Linked DNA regions of Homo sapiens: regions 2 and 3 are each linked to region 1. Evidence: chromatin contacts called from ENCODE Hi-C or POLR2A ChIA-PET data. All regions are on one chromosome and are shown on one strand. The core of a region is the stretch at or near the end of the contact, and the rest is flanking DNA. Distances in the headings are between cores, read along the strand shown. Region 1 holds the start of MAML3 (mastermind like transcriptional coactivator 3). Region 2 overlaps ARHGAP10 (Rho GTPase activating protein 10). Region 3 holds the start of ZNF827 (zinc finger protein 827).

Evidence for each region. Hi-C counts contacts between places; a loop is a spot of excess contacts on that map. ChIA-PET counts read pairs that join two places held with the same protein, here RNA polymerase II (POLR2A). Pooled maps may share reads with other maps.
Region 2: a loop to region 1 is called in a map of naive thymus-derived CD4-positive, alpha-beta T cell, with 19 times the contacts of the local background. The contact joins the enhancer-like site here to the promoter of MAML3 in region 1. A Hi-C loop is called at or near these places in 1 of 168 maps with a recorded cell type or tissue (naive thymus-derived CD4-positive, alpha-beta T cell) and 4 of 50 pooled maps. POLR2A ChIA-PET finds 5 or more read pairs at or near these places in 1 of 52 experiments (naive thymus-derived CD4-positive, alpha-beta T cell).
Region 3: a loop to region 1 is called in a pooled map, with 27 times the contacts of the local background. The contact joins the promoter of ZNF827 here to the promoter of MAML3 in region 1. A Hi-C loop is called at or near these places in 7 of 50 pooled maps.

What each region holds. Positions count from the first base shown.
Region 1 is chr4:140,152,772-140,155,649 of GRCh38, reverse strand. It overlaps MAML3 (mastermind like transcriptional coactivator 3), which reads left to right and starts at 1,466. Exons shown (of 5, transcript NM_018717.5): 1 at 1,466-2,790. The coding sequence starts at 2,323.
Region 2 is chr4:148,055,568-148,058,445 of GRCh38, reverse strand. The region is part of intron 20 of ARHGAP10 (Rho GTPase activating protein 10); the gene reads right to left. Among named protein-coding and RNA genes, the nearest start is that of MIR4799, 270 kb to the right of the region's middle. RefSeq lists an enhancer at 2,324-2,878. Within about 2 kb of position 1,410, at least 9 of the 41 ENCODE cell types and tissues checked have a DNase peak (open chromatin) inside an H3K27ac peak, as active enhancers do.
Region 3 is chr4:145,937,390-145,940,267 of GRCh38, reverse strand. ZNF827 (zinc finger protein 827) reads left to right here and starts at 1,445. Exons shown (of 15, transcript NM_001306215.2): 1 at 1,445-1,903. The coding sequence starts at 1,861. RefSeq lists an enhancer at 2,069-2,128 and silencers at 2,503-2,572, 2,693-2,878.

The sequences.
Region 1 (2,878 bases), core at 217-2,716:
TATTAAAAATATCGTTCACTATATAGAACTGATTAATTGAAGAAAAATATAGCTTCTTATCGCTGACATTATGAGGTTAGAAATAGCATCCTGTGCTAATCTGCAATGCCAAGAAATGAAGATGGTTTAAATCAGATCTCATGACTAATGCATAAGATCCAAAGTTCTTTTATTCCTGGCTATTTTAGAAAACTGGGGTGTATTTTTACCCTAAAAACTAATTCTTAAGATTTATTGAAATAATACAAAATGACTTATAATTAACATCTCACAATCAAGATTTATAGTTTACTGATTATTAGAGAAATAATAATTTCTCCATCTTAATTTTTAAAAATATGTATATGCAATGGTTTAAGTCCATATTCAAGAATATTTGATCCTTAGTTGTTATTTTTGTTTTTAGATAATATCGGGAAAGATAATGTGCTTTAATAAAATGGAAAGTTTAGATTGATTTCTGCAGTTGCTAGTCCATTTTAATTGTACTTATTGTGAATTCATTGAAATGGAAAGAAATATATCCAGCAATAAAGTAGGCCTGTTATTTTTGCTTGTTTTTGTTTTGGTCATGACAAACTGTGAAATGCTGTGTTTTTTCTATAGTTCTAGTCTATGAAATCTGCAATCTTTCCACTTGATTTACGAAGGACCTTAATTACTGCTGTCATTAGCACCTAGTGTTCAAAACAGTCTGTTTAAATGTACTGTTAGTCTCACCTCCAAGTCCCTGCTTGCTTTATTTTTTTCCAAGGGTAAGTAAAACAATAATTGACTTAGTAACAACAATCATTATGTACAGTGAGTTAAATATTACACATTTTTGATGCCTATTTCTATTTATTTAGAATTTGGTATTTGTGTGTTCAGTCTGGCCTAGACTTGGAACAAGTGTCCGTAAGTAGCGCTGTTACTAGCGCAGACTTATTACCTGGGTTTTAAAAACAAGTCACTCATTTGCCTTTTTCTTTCCACATGGATAGGGATGACAGACAACTGCTGTAAAGCTTCAATGTTTCTGCCTGGTCATGCACAGTTCTGCAATATAATGCATAAATGTATAACAACAACTTGGGATCGCTTGATACTTTCCTTGGAATAAGGAAACCCTACCAGGCGCGTCCCCGCGCACGCGCGCGCGCATACACAGACACACACACTCACACACGCTCTCACGCACACACACAGGTCAAAAGTTGATTTATTTCTGAGATCCCCCCAGAATCTTTCTTCTCTCCGTCGCCGACGGCTCTGGGCTTCTCGGCGGGGCGGTAGTGTGGTTGGGGGCGTAGGAGGGGCGCCGGGCGCCGAGGCGACGGAGACGGGAGCCGGGTGCTGGTGCGTGCCGCGCCCGCTCCTGCCGGGTGAGAGTCCGGGCCGGGTTTTGCGCCGTGTCCGCGGGCCTGTCTCACGGCCTCCAGCCGCCGCCGCTGCCGTGTTTACTGAGCTCGCGCGTCCTGATATCACTCCGCTGGCATGGAGGAGGAGGAGGAGGTGGAGGAGCGAGAGGAGGAGGAGGAGGCGGCGGCGGCGGCGGCGGCGAGCAGTTGATCATTGTGATGGTGGCAGGAGCAGCGGCGGCAGCGGCAGCCCAGCCGAGCGTTAGGTGCTGCTCTCTGCGCGGCGTTTTGCAAAGGACTTCACCGATCTACTTTTGCAGTCGCCTCGGACTGTCCATGTGTTTACTTCCCCCAGCCCGAGGATTCGATATCTAGGTTCCTGTGAAATGCAACTGAGCAGCCAAAGTACTTTGAGAACACGGGGCGGCATAAACACCAAAACTTTTTTGTGGAAGGAAAATGCAATAAGCAAGCTTGCCGTTTTCCGATGCGGTGTGGAGTGAGTGTGTGTCGCGCGTGTCCGCACTGGAGGCATATGCTTGTGTGTGTACATGGGGTGTGTTTTTCGGTATGTAGGGAGAAAATGCTTGCCAACCACCGGAAATCTCCTGGAATTTATTAGAAAATAATGGATTATAAAAAGAAGGCAAGCAAGGAGCGGATCTCCCCTTGAGTTGCAACCCGATTTGCTGCTGGCTCAGTTTGTTGTGATTCTTTTTGTTGATAGGTGTCTGATGGTATTCCGATAACGTTCCCCCCTTTTCTTCCCCTTGAGCTTTTACAGTTTAAAAAAAGGAAACAAAAACCACCCCAAAATCTCCCCCCCCGTTTTTTTCGCCCCGTCGGGATCGCCGTTTCCATCCATGTGCTTGCGTCTCCCCCGCGTTCCACTTAAACTATTTTAATCCTTGGACCCAAGGAGGAGGCTGATAGGGGGGTGGATAAAAAAAGTTCTTCCAAAATAGTGTGCCCGGGGAGCAGGATGGGGGATTTCGCAGCCCCCGCTGCTGCCGCGAATGGCAGTAGTATTTGCATCAACAGTAGCCTGAACAGCAGCCTCGGCGGGGCCGGGATCGGTGTGAATAATACTCCCAATAGTACTCCCGCTGCTCCGAGTAGCAATCACCCGGCAGCCGGTGGATGCGGCGGCTCCGGGGGCCCCGGCGGCGGTTCGGCGGCCGTTCCCAAGCACAGCACCGTGGTGGAGCGGCTCCGCCAGCGCATCGAGGGCTGCCGTCGGCACCACGTCAACTGCGAGAACAGGTACCAGCAGGCTCAGGTGGAGCAGCTGGAGCTGGAGCGCCGGGACACCGTGAGCCTCTACCAGCGGACCCTGGAGCAGAGGGCCAAGAAATCGGGCGCCGGCACCGGCAAACAGCAGCACCCGAGCAAACCCCAGCAAGATGCGGAGGCTGCCTCGGCGGAGCAGAGGAACCACACGCTGATCATGGTGAGGGCGCACGGGCAGCGGGCTTGCGGCGCGCGTTGGGGGTGGTGGTGGTGGTGGGGGGCGCGTGGAGCTTCTTACATGGGGGTAC
Region 2 (2,878 bases), core at 161-2,660, 7.9 Mb before region 1:
AAGCACTGAATGCAATCTAAATTCAAAAGGGTAGAGCGAGGAGAATACGCATTAAGAAAAGAAATGAATGCTTATTTGAAGTGACTAAATCCCCCAAATACCAAGATATTTCACTACGGTTATACAATACGAGATCAAATCAGAAGTTTGCACTGCAATGAAAGATTCTAAACTCTCATTTGCCAGGTCTCTGAGCAGAAGCTAACACATTAGTGAAATGATCTTTCATGCCAGTCTGGGAAACATACAGCATAAGTCTAGAACAGCTGTCCTGGGCAAGAGTGTTTGAAAATGTTAATAAAGACAGAAGGAAATATTGTAGATCTGTATATTATGGGAAAATCTCTGTTCAAATAAATGCCAGTTATTCCTTAAGTGCCAGGAGAGGGAGAACTCCACACGCAAGCACATTGTTTGGCTCCCCACGAGCACACCGAGGGACAACAGCAGTGCAGAGAAACAAAGGCCTGTGACATGCAAGTCGCCATAACCCACGGCGTTGGGGGAGAAGGACTTTGCTGCCCATCAGGAAGGTTCGGAGTAGACCCACTGGCTCATCATTTACAGTCTGAGGACTTCCTGTCAGGCCTTGTGCTAGTCCCTGGGGACACCCAGGAAACCGTGACACCACCTGCTCTGCAGCCAAGTGAGTGGAGAATGCCCAATTAATAACCATAATACAGGCACTGAGAGCCATGTAGCGATCTGCCCAAGGTCCCTCAGAGGAAGAGTGGAGGAAGCACCTAATAACCATGGGGATAGCCAGGAGGGCTTCCTGGAGGAGGCAGCATCTGTGCGGAGCTAATGCTGAAGCTGATGCTACCATAGTCAACATCGTCATCACCTCCCCACACCCAGGCTCATGTGAGGCACAACTGTGCAATCTAGCCCTGTGCTAGATGCAACAGGCAGGCACTAGTACACTTATTCCCAACCACCCTATTATTCCACATGACATATGAGAAGACCATCTCAGAAAGGTGAAAGCAACTTACTCAAGGTCATGTTTCTAGTAAACCCTGTTTTGACAAGACAGCACAGATCTCAGACCCTCAAGTCCTTTTCAGTGACTAGAATGGAATATGGAAAGAATGGTGAGAGATGCAAGTACCGGGATATTCAGGAGGCACAATCATAACCTAAAGGCAAAGAGGGGCCATTGAAGGATTGTACGCATGCAAATTACAAATGCCTAAGACTCTGCCACTCTGCAGAGAGACCTGGGTGCCAGAGCTGGCACTATCATTGTTGGCTGAGTGCCAGCTTGCAGTTTCTTCCTCCCCTAGGCTTGTTCCTCTTTTTGTCAATAGCTAGAGGCTATGCTGAGAAGGAAGCGAATGACTTACGAGTGCCCCCCAGAGGTTGGCCCACAGTTGCCATCATTAGCCTGCACTTAGTGTCATCCACAACTGAAACTTGGCTGAGCAACCTAAACTCCCTCAGCTAACGTGAAGAGAGTCATGACTCATCGGCTGGGTCACTGTGGGTTTAAATGAGATGATAGGCGTAAAGCCCTGAAGCATAGCAAGCAGTCAATAAATGAAGCCCTCACTACTATTACATATTTCTAGGTCAGATCTTACCTCTGATTTCTAGGGTTATATCATCACTAACCATTTAATTTACCAAAAGACAGCAAATCAGCTATGCAAAGGGAAAAAAGTATGACTATATTAAGTAGATGTCATCATTTAAAAAATCTAAAGTTGCTTATAGAAACATGGCATCCTGGATTTGAGCTTGAAACAGAGAAAGAACATTATTGGAAAGACTGGTGAAGTCCATATGAAGTCTGTGGTTTAGTTAACAGTACTGTATCAACACTAATTTCATTATTTTTAACAAAGGTACCACAGTTCTGTAAGATGCTAAGAGCCGGAGGTGGGGTGGGGGCGGGAAGTGAAGAGGGGAAGTGAAGGGTCTACGGAAGCTCTGTAGTATCTTTGTAACTTTTCTGCATACCTTAAACTATTCCAAAATAAAAATTTATTTTAAATGATACATTATAAAAAGAACAACCCCACATAGGTTTTTCAGTCACTGAAACACTAAAAGCCTTCTGAAATTATAAATAAACATTTGAGGGCATCCAAAACCCATAGGGAAAATGTCTGGTTGGTTTAATGACAAGAAGAGATGTGTGAAGCTTACACTGAAAATCACCTGGCACTCTCCATCTACCACCACAGTGGTTAACTGCACTTCCTAAAGCTGGGTTTTAAGAAAGGTGGGCCCTTCCAAACAGACCTGTTTTGATTACTGATTAGCTCAAGATCAGTAAACTTATTCTGTAAAGGGCCAGAGAGTAAATACTTCAAGCTTGGCAGGCCTTCTGCAACTACTCAATTCTGCTATCACTGTCAGTGAAAAAGCAGCCACAGACAAAACGTAAACAACTAAGTGTAGCTGTGTTCCAATAAAACTTTATAAAGACAGGTGGCAGTGGGCCACGGTTTGCTCACCCCTGGATTAAACAGACCAGATAAGAAGCCTGGAAGGGACGTGGGGTTTGGGGGAGATGAAGACAATTCGGATGGAGAATCCCCTCCATCTTCACTGGTTTTGTGGTGCGGGGCTCCCCTGTTCGTGCCTGGGGCTGACCCACACATACCCAGTGCTTTCCTGCAGCAGAGGCCTTCTTCAACTGTATAAGATCATCTCTCAAGCAGCAGGGAGCCAGCCAATACATGAAGCCAGCACGTAAAAGCAGTAACTTGTTCACCTTTGAGAACAAATATCTTTATTTTGTTGCTTCCCTGAGACGGAGTCTTGCTCTGTCACTCAGGCTGGAGTGCAGTGGCGCAATCTTGGCTCATTGCAACCTCCGCCTTCCAGGTTCAAGCAATTCTCGTGCTTCGCCTCCCGAGTAGCTGGGATT
Region 3 (2,878 bases), core at 196-2,695, 5.8 Mb before region 1:
TAACCCCCATGGCTCTCTTTAACACCACTGAAGTTGTAAGAATTAACTCAACCTCAAAGAGGCATGAGTTATCCATGTAGGCTTATAGAGTGTCATTTTAATGTTCTATGTCTTTACTGTGCCTCCACTTTCTTTGATGAAAAGGTCTATTTAAAAATTGGTAGGAAAATATTTAACATAATAAGATGATGAGTCAGAGTTTTAAAAAAGCTAAAAAGGGAAGATGTAGTTAAATAATGCACCTTTTTATTTTCTAGCTACATGACTCATGACATATAATGTATTCTGCTAAGTTCAAAGTTTCCTCTTACAAAGAGAGTTTTATGAAACAACTCTTCTTCAGACCATTTTTATTTCAATTATAGTAGCAGGTTTTGGAGTTTAAATCATTAACAACCTCTGAGTGAACTTTTATCCAAATGACTGCAAGTCACAAAGAGAACAGTCCTCTTTCACCAAGTACCTTTTGTGCTCTAGTGAGACCCGTCCTTTTCTATTTTTCTCCTTTATGTCTCTCTTTGAAGAAAGATGTGTGATTTGTAAGGTAATGAAAGTATGTATCAGTTAATGAAAACTGCTATATTGGGCTCATAATGCACACTGGAATTGCTTCAGGGTAAACTTCATATACCTGCAGTATATAGCAGGGGAAAAAGTGAATTTCCGAAGTAAAGATTGCTGTGTGCACTCTAGGAGTATCACGTAGCAGTTAAAGCAACCATCAGGGGTGACCTAATCTTATTTTCCTCTCTTTGTCAAGTAGCTGTAATGTTCATTTAGGAGCATTTTTCAGTTTTAACTCCAGTGGACACTCCAAAACTGGGCACTTATTCTGTCAACTGTCAACCAAGTTATTGATTTCACCATATGTTGTCTTCATTTTTTTTAAATTAGTTTTTTTGGAATGTTTTTGAAGAGTGTGTGGGAGACGATAACCTCCAGATTTAAGGTGATGGGGTAGGGACAAAAGCCTGCAGAATTTCATACAGAACAAAATGTAGCTTAATAAACAAAAGAAAGTGAAGAGAGAAATTTATTTCCTTTTTAAAAGTCAGTAAAATAATGAACTAATCGTTGTTTAAAGAGTGAGAAAAACTTTTTCCCCCTAGATTTGGTGACTAGCGGGATAAATTTGAAGAACTCCATCCCACCCCCGCACGCGCGCCCCCCATTCTTTCCAGACAGAGCGGTTGTAAATCCGAGGCTGAGTCCGCCCTGGGAGCCTTGGGGCACTTTCCTCTTTGCTCTGTGTGTGTGTGTGCGTGCGTGTGTGTGTGTGTAGCTCTCGCTCTTTCCCTCAGTCTGTGCCTCTTGTGTGTGTGTGTGTGTGACAGAGAGAGAGCGAGAGAGAGAGCGCGAGAGGAGAGAGAGCGAGAAAGAGAGAGAGAGAGAGCAAGAGAGCGAGCTGTGAGCTGTGCTGCCGCCGCCGCTGCCCTTTGATCCCGACATTAGTGTTAGGGGCTCGGAGACACAGAGCGCGGCCATAGACACCGCCGCACCGGCACTCATTTATTTATACCTCCCATCACACACGCGAGCATAGGACACACACACACTCACACCTATTAGATCCGTTTCCATTGAAGAATATTACGCTCGGGGACAAGCCAGGTGCACGACCAAAAATTTAAAAAAAAAAAAAAAAGGAAAAAAGAAAGGAAAGAAAAGAAGAAAACCCCTCTTCTGGCTCCAGGAAACAAGCTTCAACCCATTGCACACACCGGAGAAGGGGTTTCCCCCTGCCCGCCCGCCCGCCCCCCAACTACCTCCCCGCTCCTGCCAGTGTCTGCCTCTCTGCCCCCACGGGGGTTTATTTGATCTCACATTAACCAAGGAGGAGAATGTGAGAAAAGGGGGAAAATGCCCAGGAGGAAGCAGGAGCAGCCCAAGCGCCTTCCCTCACGTAAGTCATCCCTTCTCCACCTCCTCTCGTGCCATTTTCTCGCCCTCCCTCTCCTCTTTCCCCTCCGCAGCCTCCTCCGTTGTTTTCTGCATTAGTTTAGGGTTACAGAGGTGAAACTGACAAAGACACAGCCCGGGTTACTCCTCGTTTAGGTCTATGCTGAGGCAGCCATGTTGGTGATGATCAGCCCCGTGCCCTTTCTATTCTCTCTCTCTTTTTCTTTCTTTCTCTCACCCCCCCCCTTTTTTTCCTTGAGATCGGGCTTTTTTTTCCCTTTCCCTCCCCTTCCCCCTCCTCACTCTGGGTTGCTGGGGGGAGGGGGCAAGAGAAGGGAGGAGGGGAGTAGTGTGGATGCCGGGGGTTTTATCGGGGGTTTGGTGGGGGGAGGTGGGAGAGGTTGGAATCTTAAAAAAAAAAAAATTCCTTGTGGATTCCGGCGCCTGAGGGTGCGGGGGTCGGGGCGCGCGGAGGGCTGGGGGCCGTGACATGGCGTTTGGGGGTGTCGGGGAGAGGGCGCGCAGCAGCCGCCGGGTACAGGATCCAGGGAGAGGTCCGTCCCTGGCTAAAGGTTGCGCCGGGGTTGGTCGGCCCCCGAGCCGCCGGCGGCAGCGGCGGCGGCGGCTGGAGCAGGAGGAGGCGGAGGTGGAGGAGGCGGCGGCGGAGGAGGGGAGTCGGGGGCGGGCGAGGCGGGAGCGGCTGGGGAGGGTGTAGGGGCACCGCACACAAACACACGGGTACACACGCGCCGCCGGGCGGCTGCTCCCGCGGCGCCGAGGCGAGGGGGCGCGCCGGGGCGCGGGGCGGCCGGGCGGGGGGCGAGGCCGGGCAGCGGCGGGCGGATGTGGGGTGCGGGAGCTGCGCCGAGGCGAAGGCAGGAGGCAGGGCGGCTCGCGGCGCGCGAGGTCCCTGCAGAGCGGAGGAGAGGGAGGAGCAGGGCTCCTGGCCGCAATAAAATGCGGGGTCAGTCGGAGCAGA